Regions from separate parts of the Homo sapiens genome. Here region 1 is linked to region 2. A link is a contact called in ENCODE Hi-C or POLR2A ChIA-PET data. All regions are on one chromosome and are shown on one strand. Each heading gives the region's core, a stretch centred on a gene start or an enhancer-like site at or near the end of the contact. The rest is flanking DNA. Distances are from core to core; before and after follow the strand shown. Region 1 overlaps LINC01844 (long intergenic non-protein coding RNA 1844). Region 2 overlaps FGF1 (fibroblast growth factor 1).

Region 1 (5,736 bases), core at 2,657-5,156, 140 kb before region 2:
AGCACCGGTACATTCTGTTCAAGCTCAAGCTCTCTGTCCCAAATGTTGTACTTGCTGCTGCTTTTCCTCCCTGCCTCCCAGGACAGGTTTAGCCTGATATTATTCCCAATTCTGTCATCTCTATTGTTGCCATGCCACCCAGGACCTTTGTTATTTCCCCTGCAGGGATCTTGGGAATTTCTGTGAAATCATACCTTAGTGGTCTAGAGCAATCTAGCTTCCAAACACGATTTCACAACCACTGCAGTGATATCCTCCCTTCTCAAATAAGATTGTTTCTCCTTTCCCTGACTCTGGACAGGCACGATAAGTCATTCATATCTGCCAAGAGAGAAAAATAGCTATCTTCAAAATTATATAAGAGGAGAAGAATTTTTCCTTCAGCTTTCCCTGAAACACACAGAAATAACAGAGGGACAAAAGCTTCTCTGAGTAAAGGTGATGACTTGATCTCCTTCCTCTGCTTTTATTATCTTTCTCTCATTCAATCAGTATAAATGGAGTAGCCTTTTATGTTCTTCTCAAGCTCTAGTGAATTGAATTGTAACCATTATTGATTCAACCAATATTTACTTGAGCATCTATTACATGCCAGGCACCGTGCTAGATAATGTGTTCACAGAAGTAGATAAGACAGACATGATCCCTGCTTCATTCAGATTAGAATCTAGTGAGGGTGGAGAAAAAGCAGCAAATATGTAAATAAATAAACGAGCAAAATTTCTGACAGTTAGACATGCTATCAAGAAAATACAAGGAGAGGCCGGGCACAGTGCCTCATGCCTGTAATCCCAGCACTTTGGGAGGCTGAGGCGGGTGGATGACCTGAGGTCAGGAGTTCAAGACCAGCCTGGCCAACATGGTGAAACCCCATCTCTACTAAAAATACAAAAATTAGCCAGGCATAATGGCAGGTGCCTGTAATCCCAGCTAGTCAGGAGGCTGAGGCAGGAGAATCACTTGAACCCGGGAGGCGGAGGTTGCAGTGAGCTGTGATTGTGTCTCTGCACTCCAGCCTGGAAAACAGGGTGAGACTCTGTCTCAAAAAAAAGGAAAAGAAAAGAAAATACAAGGAGATAATGTGTTTCAGAGTAAGCGTACTATTTTAGATAGAGTGATCAGAGAAGACTATCCTGAAGCGGTAATATTTGAGATAAAACCCAATGAAGAGAATGTACAAACCACATGGAGACCCACCCAGAACAGCATTCCAGGAGGCAGCACATGCAAAGTCCTGAGCCTGAAGCTGGCTTGATATATTAGAGTAGGGGTTGGTAAAATACAGCCCAAGAAATAACAGAGGGACCTGGCCTGCATTTTTTTTTTTTTTTGGACAGCCCACAGCTAAGAATGATTTTTACATTTCTAAATGGATGAAAAACAAAACAATTTGTGACATGTGAAAATTACGTGAAATTCAAATTTCAGTGACCATAAAGAAAATTTTTATTGGAACGTAACCATACTCATTCATTTATTTATTTTCCATGGCTGTTTTTCATGCCTCATTGGCAGAGTTGAGTGGTTTCAAAAGAGACCAAGTGGCCTGTAAAGCCTGAAATATTTACTATGTAGCCCTTTGCAGAAAAAGTGTACAGACTTCTGTTTTAGGGGAACAGGAAGAAATATCTTCCCAAGCTTGAGAGAACCTTGAGTTCCTTGAATTCCTCAGGAATTCTTGAATTCTTTAGCCTATAAATAACAGAAAATCAGTGTCCAATTGACTTAAATAATGTGAAGCATTAAAATAGCCATAAAGTGATAATTTTCCCATCAAGAGGTAAACTATGTCCTCTCCCCTTGCATCTCAATGGAATTTGTGACTGCTCTGACCCACAGAATATGACAGACGTGATGCTGTGCCAGTCCAGGCTCTGGCCTTAAGAGACTGAAGGCTTCTACTTCCTGTCTCTTGGAATACTCTCTCTGGAAGCCCTTCACCCTGGGGAAGAAGTCTGAGTACCTTGAGATGGCCATGTTGAAGAGGTCATGTATGTGTGTTCTGGTTAAATGTCCCAGCTGAGCCTGCACTTCCAGCCAGCATTGCCAAGGTGCCAAATATGTGGACTCTAAAGACCAGTCCATCAGCCAGCTGAATATCACTAAGGGACCTCAGTCAATGGTACATGGAATAGAAGAATTACCTAAGTAAGTCCTTCCTGGCTTCCTGGCCTACAAAATTATGAAATTTAATAACATGGATGCTATTTTAAGCCACTCCATGTTGTGGTAACTGTTTTATAGCAATAGACAACTAGAAGAAACAATACAGAAACCCTATTATCTCACATAATAAGAAGCTCAGGGTACAGCAAGGGCCATCTAGAATACTGCTTTTATTTATGCATATTGCTACCGCTTTTATGCAATTTCCTTGGCGCTACTTTTCGCTTTGGTTGGTTTAATTGTTAGACCGATAGCAAGATGACTTTAGCAGTCCTGGGAGTCAGATTCAAACCTGACAACGTCCAGAGAGAGAAGACTATTTTTAAGAAAAAGAAAATGTAGGCTAATCAGGATCTACCTTGGAATTGGGAATTGGGTCACCTCCCCTGAGTCACTGGGGAAGGGATGGACACCTGATCATAATTAAGTTCTATTAGAAAGGAAGTAGGTGAGCGGATATTGGGTCAACAATGCACTTGTCCAAAGTATCTTTCTTCCTTCCATCATTCATTCATTCATCTATTCATTCATCCAGAATAGTTTAGGTTTAATCATATGAATATGCTTTTTTGTAAATCAAAAGTAGTCAAATAACCATAATTTGAAAAGGTTAAGCAACGTTTATCAAGCCTGTATGACAGTGGGAGGCATGGAGCTAGATGTTAGGACTATTAACACCTAAATTAATAGCAATTAAAGGTGCTAAGTTCAAGAAAGGGAAAGAACAGGACCAGCTATATAATCTGCAGAACCCAGTGAAAAATGAAAATGGAGGACCCCTGGTTCAAAAAGTATTAAGAACTTCAGGATGGTGACAGCAGAGCATTAAACCAAGCATGGAGTCCTTCTAAGTGCAGAATGACTGTACATATTGCATGTCCATGAATCTGGCTCTGGGAAAGACCAGATGACCACAGAAAGAACAGCAAGGACCCTAGTTTAGATTGAGCTGGGGGAAGAGGGTGTTAGGAAGGCCTCTCTGAGGAGGTAATATTTAAACAAGGACCTGAAGGGTGGATAGGAGTACCCAGGTAAAGAGTTGAGGAATGCAGCTTCCTAGAAGAAGAATAGCACTCTCCCATCTTCTCCATCCTCCAGGTTGGTTAAGAGACTTAGCATTAGCCTGTCTTCATCAGCTGTGAGGAAACAAGATAAAGGTAACAGATCTTTTCCTGTTTGTGCCAGCTCAGGCCTATTTCCCAACCCTTTTTTGTATTCTAGATCTTGGCACTTGGGTACACTACCCGTATAATCTGATCCTCCCCCTTTAATACTGTAGATAGTCAGGACTACCCAAGAGGGGTCCCAGCCTTGCTCCTTGCTCAATGCTTAATATGCTCAATGCTTAGTATGCTCAACGGTAGATGCTTTCTAGGAAACAGCCTAACCTGCCTGATCCACTTGGTGCAGGCTTGTCACAAATAGGGAAAGACCTCTCCCTGTCCTCACATTCCCTCAAACCTCAAACCATGAAATCAGCTAACACAAATTGGACCTCAAAAAATGTTGTCAACAAACCCAAACCTTTCCCCTAAAATTACTAAATTCATCCATTTTGCATTGCTATAAAGGAATACCCAAGACTGGGTACTTTATAAAGAAAAGTATATTTGGCTCATGGTTCTGCAGGCTGTACAAAAAGCATGGCACCAGCATTTGTTTCTGGTCAGGACTTTAGGAAGCTTTTACTCATGGAGGAAGGTGAAAGGAGAGAAGATGAGTCATATGGTGAGAGAGGAAGCAGGCGAGATGGAGGAGAGGCGCCAGGCTTTTTAAACAACCAGCTCTCGCATGAACTAATAGAGTAAGAACTCACTCATTATGGCAAGGAGGGCACCAAGCCATTCATGAGAGATTTGCCTCTGTGACCCAAACACTTCCCACTAGGCCCTACTTCCAACATTGGGGGATCACATTTCAACATGAGATTTGGTGGGGACAAATATTCAAACTGTATCATACCTTATCCCATTTTTATTTCTGCAATGTTCTTTTCCTATATCAGATCCTATGGAAATTTGATGATGTAGTGGGCCTCCAAGTTGGTTGTAAGCAGAATCACACAAGAAGCTTATTAAAAATACAGATGCCCCAGCCCTATGCCAAACCTAGCTTCTCTATTTTTAGCAAGCTCCACAGGTAATTCTGATGCACTGCCAAGTCTCTGAACCACTGCTTTAGCCAACTGGATGGAATAAGGGAAATTCCCATTTGGCTGGTAGGAGTCAGAACATTTCCTTTCTGCCACTACCTGTGGCTCCTGGGCAAACTACTTTAATTCAGTTCCTCAGTTGTCCCTTTAAGTAAAGTGATGATTCCTCCATGATATCTCTGCCCTAGAAGCTTGCGTAGTATGAAAGTATTGATATCTTCCCATGATCTAGTCCCACTTTGGGTGGCCAAGCCTCAGTTTCCTCAAGGAACTACCTGCCCCTCACTGACTGGAGGAAGGCTTTGTAGGACTGTCAATCAAGGTGCTCTGCTGCCCTCTGGCTGCCCCCTGGGCCCAAGACCCAAGTTTGGCCAACCAGATTTTCTCTCCCAGGAAATTAAATACTGAGAGAGCTGAAGCAGAGACAAAATAAATGAAGTTGATTCATCTGGTACGGGTGACCCCAAAAATCTGTTAGTTTCTGCTTCCTAAGCTGTTGCCCTGGTTCTTGTGCTCTCAGAAACCTGGTTTTTCAGCCTTTCCCTCAGATCTGTAAGCAACCCTGATAGCCTTGGAATAAATTGTTTCTTTTGCCTAAGTGAGCCAGAGTTAGTTCTGTTGCTTGCCACCAAAGAATTCTAACTGATTCTCACAATCAAGATCTTTGATAGAGTGTTGTATATAATAATGATGTCATAGCTTCCATTCTTATAAAGCCATTGTGAATGATTCTCTTGTAGCTAAAGTGACCGTTCTATAGAAGGTCAAAAGTTTGTTTTAATAATGACATCTTTGTTCCAGTAATTCCAGACAGTGAAAATTTCTCAATAGTGTAAGAGGTTATTCACTGTCCTGCTGAAATATCTTAAGTGGAAACAGGCCTTGGGTAAATACTCTTCCTCTAAACAAAGCTTATTGTTCTGGACCCAGGGAAGGAAAGGACAAGAGAAAAAAGAAAAAGGAAAAAAGTTTGGGCTCAGTTTAAACCAGCTCCCATTCAGCTATATCTGCCCTTTACATACAAATTTAATAAAAAGTTGACTCTTTATGTATTTTTTTAAAGGCTGGAAATTGCATCCGAATACACATTTTAAGGGGTGACTTGCAGAGAAAATAGCTTCAGTGATTGAACCCTTTTCTCTCATCAGCCTATATTTTATTTCTACCCCCATCTCATTGTTACAGTTTTTACTCTTTCTTATTGTTACTGACATCCTCACTATTTCTCACCTTTATTGGCTGTGTTAACAGTTATGAGCACTTGCTGTGAACCAGGCACGATGATAGATGTTTGACACGTATTACCTCATTTAATCCTTACAGTGCCCTTCAAAGCCAGTATTATTATTCCCATTTTACAGAGGGGAAACTTGAAGCTCAGTGAGGTTAAGTAATAGGGCTAATGTGCAACATGACCA
Region 2 (5,947 bases), core at 980-3,479:
TATCACGCAGATGTGGCTGTGGTAACCAGCAGTGGTAAAGTCATTCTCCAGACCTTATAGAAACTGGAGAGTAGGAGCGACTAGCGCCAAATGCTGAATATCTCTTCCAGGACTTCCTGGCAGCCCGGTTCTCAGAGGTGTTGACAAATGAAGGTATGACTCTAGAGAAAAGAATCTTCTTGACTATCTAAGTATAAAAAAATCTCTTCCTTCTGCTTTGGTACTTCTGGCATTGGTGTGTATGTTTGATATTAGGTGTCCAGGTCCTATCGTGATGTTATCTGAGATTCCCTGAGTCCCACTGCAGCATCAGAGGTTACAAAGAAGCCTAAAGTCAGATCCAGTCCCTGCTTAGAGGGTCAGCAATCTCAAGAGTCAAACTTGCCACAAATCAAGAGAAGGAAAATCAGGAGACATAGAAGAAGACAGGCAGGAAGGAAGTTTCTGTAGGACTGGCTTCAAAATGCAATGCAAAACACTCACTTTGACATGATGGTTTATACATCAGGTGGTCTTAATTATTCATGGACCATGCACCAGAGGTTGCAGGCTCTAAGAACAAATGACCACTTCGCTGGTGCTCACGCTGTACCCTCAGATGCACAGGTAATGGGGATGGATGCTGGCGTTTACACGAGGTGACGTTGTTCCTTCCTCCCCACCCACTGCACAGACCCTGGAGATGAGGAGCAGGAAGGCTGAGGCTGGGGCTTGCAGCTGCAGAATTAGCTCTTTTGGGCTTTGTTTTGATGGCTTATCTTCAAATGGGCTTGCTGAATGTCTTATACTCAGTGAAAAACAGGTGTCAGAATGAGGCAAAAAAAAAAGACTCTAGTTTGTTAAATAGCATACATAAGCAATATTCACTGCAAATTAGCAAACTTAGATTGTAGTCCATTGTGTCAGGCATGATACACAACTCACGTGATCTGCCCCACACAACACGAACAAGCTTTAATTCCTCTGGGTTTTAAGTGTTCCTAATACGTCTTAACCAATTTTCTGAAAAAGTAGGGAATGCTCTCCGGTCCTCAGAACCCAAGAGGAAAGACAAACTTCATGATATGTTCCTTGGGGTTAAGCTAGCTCTTCTGGAAACCTTGACTTCTGGAGTAAAAAAAGGCTCCAATACTGGAATTTCTGTAGCAATGGAAAATGGCTTAACTGTTGCCATTCCATCATTAGCACAACAGACTGCACTCTGGGTGTGTAACACTGGCACAACTTCTGGAGTCCACAGTGGATTTGGCCGCCTGACTTAAGATGTCAGGAGCCCCTAGAAAGCAGCACAACGTAGCCCTGGGAGTGCAGGTGAGGATTTCTGCATTCAAGGAATGCCAGATTATTTTCCAAGTGAACTTGGGCAACTGCACCTTTCACCCTCACTTTTCTCATTTGTACAAAAAGAATACTAATATTCCTTGCCTCACAGGTTTCTTGGGAGGGTTAAATGAGATAATATAGTGAGAGTTCTTGGCACAGTGGCTGGCACAGAGGAACAGCACAGCACGTGTTGGTTCATATTGCAGTTATCATCATCAAGCTTTCCATATAATCAGCCTAGCATATGGTAACACAGGGTCGTATTGAAGGACCTTCCAGACTCCTCTTTTTAACAGTACTGCCACCCAGGAAAGTCAAGGGGCTAGATGCAGGCTTAGATTCAGCATCTCTCTGCCAACACTCGGAGTTGTTGTGTGGGCCTATTATTTGCTTACTCTGGAACTAAGAACAAGGACCAAGAGGACAGAGATCAGAGTAAGTGGGGTGGGTGGCCAGAAGCCCATCCGTGTACCTGTCAGTACTGGAACTGGATATTCCACTGAAGAGTCAGCAGGCTCGAGTTCAAGCCTACTCTGCCCCTTTCTACCTGGAGCAGCCCTGGACAATTAACGTTCTTGCCATTATGCATTCTTTCTGTTTGCAAACTCTGCGAAAGAAGCTTCAAGCCCCCCAGCCCTGGGACGCTTCCAGTCCTTTCCTGACTAGAAATTGAAGTGTCTCTAGTGTTCCCAGATAATTTTCAGGAAAATCATTTAGTCTCGCTGAGACTCAGTTTCCTCACCTGTGGAATGGGAATGGCAGCATTGCCCAGTGTGCCTCACAAGGGCGAAACTTCTATTTACTAGGGTTCTGCAGGTGAGAGGAGTCCTGGGCACGGATGTACTCCCTGAATGTGGTTCTGTTGCCCTCTTCTGCCCAGTGGTGGTACTGCCAGAGCCCTTCTGAGTTTCAAGGGTTATTCAGAAACAGAATTGCCTCGGCCAGGCATGAGACGGATGCTCCCTGACTAAATGTGATCCACACGGCCTGGCAAGGAGATATTTTTGATTCCTTGATCACTAGTTTGAGCATAATTAGAGACTGAAGTGACAGAGTCACACGTTAAGACTTCCTTCAGAAAGAGCGTTTCTAAAAGCCAATCGAAAAATTTAAACAAATCACACAAGATAGAACCGTATGCCTTTGAGCTCTACAAGGCAGAAATAACTCCTTTCACGGCTTCTCTTTGTCCCCAAGTCATTGATCATTCCTGGGCAAATGTATCTTCTTCCTACCTCTAGGAGAATGAGTTTCCAAGTACCTAACCTTCCTTATAGTGGTATAACCCTAGGGCAGATGCTTGTGTGTGGGCTGTTCTAATAGAGACCTGAGTAAAATGTCTCTACTGGTGGACTTCTAGCCTGCAGAGAAGGTGGTTTTGGTTTGTCCCATTTCCATTCCTTAGATCGCTGCTGCAGGCAATTACCAATATGGACTGTGAACATTGGTTACGCTGCCATGCTAGGAAGGCCAGGCAGAATCAGCCAGGGAGTGCTGCATAGATTCCAGGGCTGATGGGCACAGTTTGTGAGAAGGTTCATGTTGTCCCCTAAGCTTCAGCTCAGGGGGACACATAAGTGGTGTCACCATGAGAGGGGGAGGTCCTGGAAGAAGATCAGGTCCAGGGGAAGATGGCCAGTTCCATTTTGGACACAAGCATTGAGGAGTGTCTCACGTACCATGCAGCTGTCCTCAGGGTTATAATTCTCCATTTATTTGTGCGATTATTTAATGGTTTTCCCTCCTACTGGACTCCTAGAGGACAAGGACTTTGTCTCTCATTGCTCAACACTACAAATTTTGTGTCTAGCACATTGCCTGCCACTTGGTAAAATGTCCAGTAAACATTAATTTGATAAGTGACTGAATTGTATTGGTGGCAGCTAAATTCAAAGTCAACAATATATTCAATAAACATCTATGAGCCCTGATATGTGCTAGGCATTATGCTGAACTCCTTCACTTCTACCTAACCACAACCTTGAGAAGTTACTAATTATTATCACTCTAAGAACACTGCAGTTGACAGGCGTGACCAGCTCCTAACTGGGAGGGCTTGGCACCAACCACATCTTCTGCTTCCAGGATTAAGGCTCCTTCTGTATCCCACAACCATCCGACACCAACATCATGACAGTGGTTCCGCCCCACAAACTGATTCAATAAACACATCTGTGTTATGGATCAGATGGGTGTAGGTCGGGTCCCAACACTGCTGTTCACCAGTTGTATCATCCTGGGACAGTTACTTCTCAATGTGCCTCAGTTTCCTTGTTTTAAAAACAAGAATGACAACAGCACCCACTCATAGGAACGTAGGAGTTTTAATGTGATAATGTTTGTAAGAGTGTTTAGCACACTGCTAGGCACATAAGTGCTCAAAAAAAATGGTATTGATCATCATTCTTCCGGGATTCCTGAGCCTTCCTCACCTAACCAGCTGACCTTTCAAGTCTGTTAGATTAAGTGAATGCTATGCTTGCTCGCAGAACTGAGGGTGACTCTTTGTCCCAGCTTCTCTGGGACTATCTGGGTTGAAGCCCCTGAGGCCTGACACAGAGGCATAATGTGCCCAGACACAGGTGCAGCAAGCCCCGCCCCATCTCACTCCTCTGGCAGGGCAAGTCTGCTCTGTGATTGACTCTGATCTTTCTGGGGAGTTTCCTCTCAGGTGAAGGGGGACCATGACTTATCCCTCAATGGGATTAATAACTGCAACAATAATTAGAGAATAATTTCCTCACAAGCATTCCAAACCTTCAGCTGCCTGCCACACCCACAACTCCTCAGCTCCCCAAGCACGCAAGAGACTACGTGGGGAGCAGAATTACCGGCACCACTCACTGCACAAATGGAAATGTTCTTAAGCAAAGTGCGTGCCAATCAAATATTTATAAATCAAGCCACATCCTAAAGGCGCTAGCAGAGTTCACTGGTCAAAACAATCCTACCTTGCAGCCCTTTCTAAAGGGCAGATTCCTCTTCATGAAATGCCTCCTGCCCTGTTGCTTTAGGGGAGTCCAGACTTCTATTTTCTGGTTGGGATCACTCAGCACCTAGCAGTTAAGGCACTTTATTCCCCACCAACATAGACCCGAAGTCAAAACAGTTTTTCAAATGACCACGATGGGGAGAGCTGGACCCCACTGCCAGAAGTCAGAGAGAAGGGGAGGTCTCCAGGCAGGAATGTACTCCGCGACAGGGTTCTCTCACCTCGGTCATATGTGATGGGAAGGACTCCTTGCCCTCCTCCCCACAACCCTCATCTGATTACATAGAGGATTTTTATACATAAACTTTAAAATACACACACACACACACACATAATATATCACATATACTATATATATATGATATATATGTGTATATATACTATATATATATGATATATATGTGTGTGTGTATATATATATGTCATTCAGTCTCTGGACTGTATCAAAATTTTCCAGACAACTTTTTCAGACCTTAAAGAAGCAGACACCTTTTAAGATAAGGTTTTTTTTTTCATATATATTTACATATATGTGTGTGTGTGTGTATATATATATATATATATATATATATATATATATATATATAGATGTGTATATATATTTATATATATGTATATGCATATATATATATTTTTTACCACTGGAATTATTTTCCCCCAAATTCGATTTTTCCCCTTCTCTGTCTTTCTCTAATGTTTTACCAATCCCGGCTTGTGGCTACATTTTAATTATAAATGTCACTGACATAAAACAACCGCACCAATTTCTGAATGAGGCTGACCTCACTTTGGGTAAACACGGCAAAGGACGGGAAGTCTCCAACCCAGAATAAACCAGGCACATAATCTCTCTTGGCCTCTCTTTGGAGAGCAGAGGCGGAAAGCAGGCTTAGAGGCCACAGACAGACATGCTACAGAAGCAGAACCTCTCTCTCCAGGCATTTTCCTCATTGAATGCACCAGTTGTGGTCTTATCGTTACATTTGCCTGGGATGGGACAGGAAGATGCTAGGATAGCTTGGGGCTCAGAAACAGGGTGCAAGACCTCAAAGTTGACTTCTCTTGGCACTGGCAGGATCATAACCCTTTTTCCTTTTTTCTACCTTTGGAAAGTAAGGGATTGCTATTCTTACTGTGAACAAACTACTGCTAAGACCTAATGGAAGGCTTTGGGGAGCAGAGGAGAAAACCAAAGCTACAAACTTAGTTCCTCAGACAAAAGGTGTGAACAGTGAGTTGCGGGCTAGCACAGCCATGCAAAAGCTCTGGGCTCCCCTTTATGTAGGTTTCCCAGGTATGCAGGGACTCGTGAAGCAGTTTAAATAATGAGCATGGGACAAGGAAGACCATGACCCACAAAGGTGAGTTTGCACATTTCAGTTTCATTGACATGTAGTTCTGACAAATAGGCTGTTTTCAAACCAACACTTCTTAACTCATTCTTAGTAAAGGAGCAGGACTCTGGATTCTATTGCGGGCACATACAGTCACAAATCCACCAAGTAAACACTTCCAGCCCTCTTCCCGTACATTTTTACAATGCTTTATCTGAGTTTGAATTTCTCCAAGAAATTTCTATCGTTAGAGTACCTTTTTAAAAGTTGCTTTCCATTTCTTCAGCTAAATTAATTG

The links. A loop is a pair of places that touch in the nucleus more often than their neighbours do. ChIA-PET counts read pairs that join two places held with the same protein, here RNA polymerase II (POLR2A). Pooled maps may share reads with other maps.
Region 1: a loop to region 2 is called in a pooled map, with 2.2 times the contacts of the local background. The contact joins two enhancer-like sites. A Hi-C loop is called at or near these places in 1 of 50 pooled maps. POLR2A ChIA-PET finds 5 or more read pairs at or near these places in 3 of 52 experiments (BJ, PC-9 and activated CD4-positive, alpha-beta T cell).

Annotation. Positions count from the first base shown.
Region 1 is chr5:142,747,686-142,753,421 of GRCh38, reverse strand. The region is part of intron 1 of LINC01844 (long intergenic non-protein coding RNA 1844); the gene reads right to left. Among named protein-coding and RNA genes, the nearest start is that of LINC01844, 5.0 kb to the right of the region's middle. Within about 2 kb of position 3,906, at least 3 of the 41 ENCODE cell types and tissues checked have a DNase peak (open chromatin) inside an H3K27ac peak, as active enhancers do.
Region 2 is chr5:142,607,498-142,613,444 of GRCh38, reverse strand. All of the region lies in intron 2 of FGF1 (fibroblast growth factor 1), which reads left to right. Among named protein-coding and RNA genes, the nearest start is that of FGF1, 76 kb to the left of the region's middle. Within about 2 kb of position 2,229, at least 2 of the 41 ENCODE cell types and tissues checked have a DNase peak (open chromatin) inside an H3K27ac peak, as active enhancers do.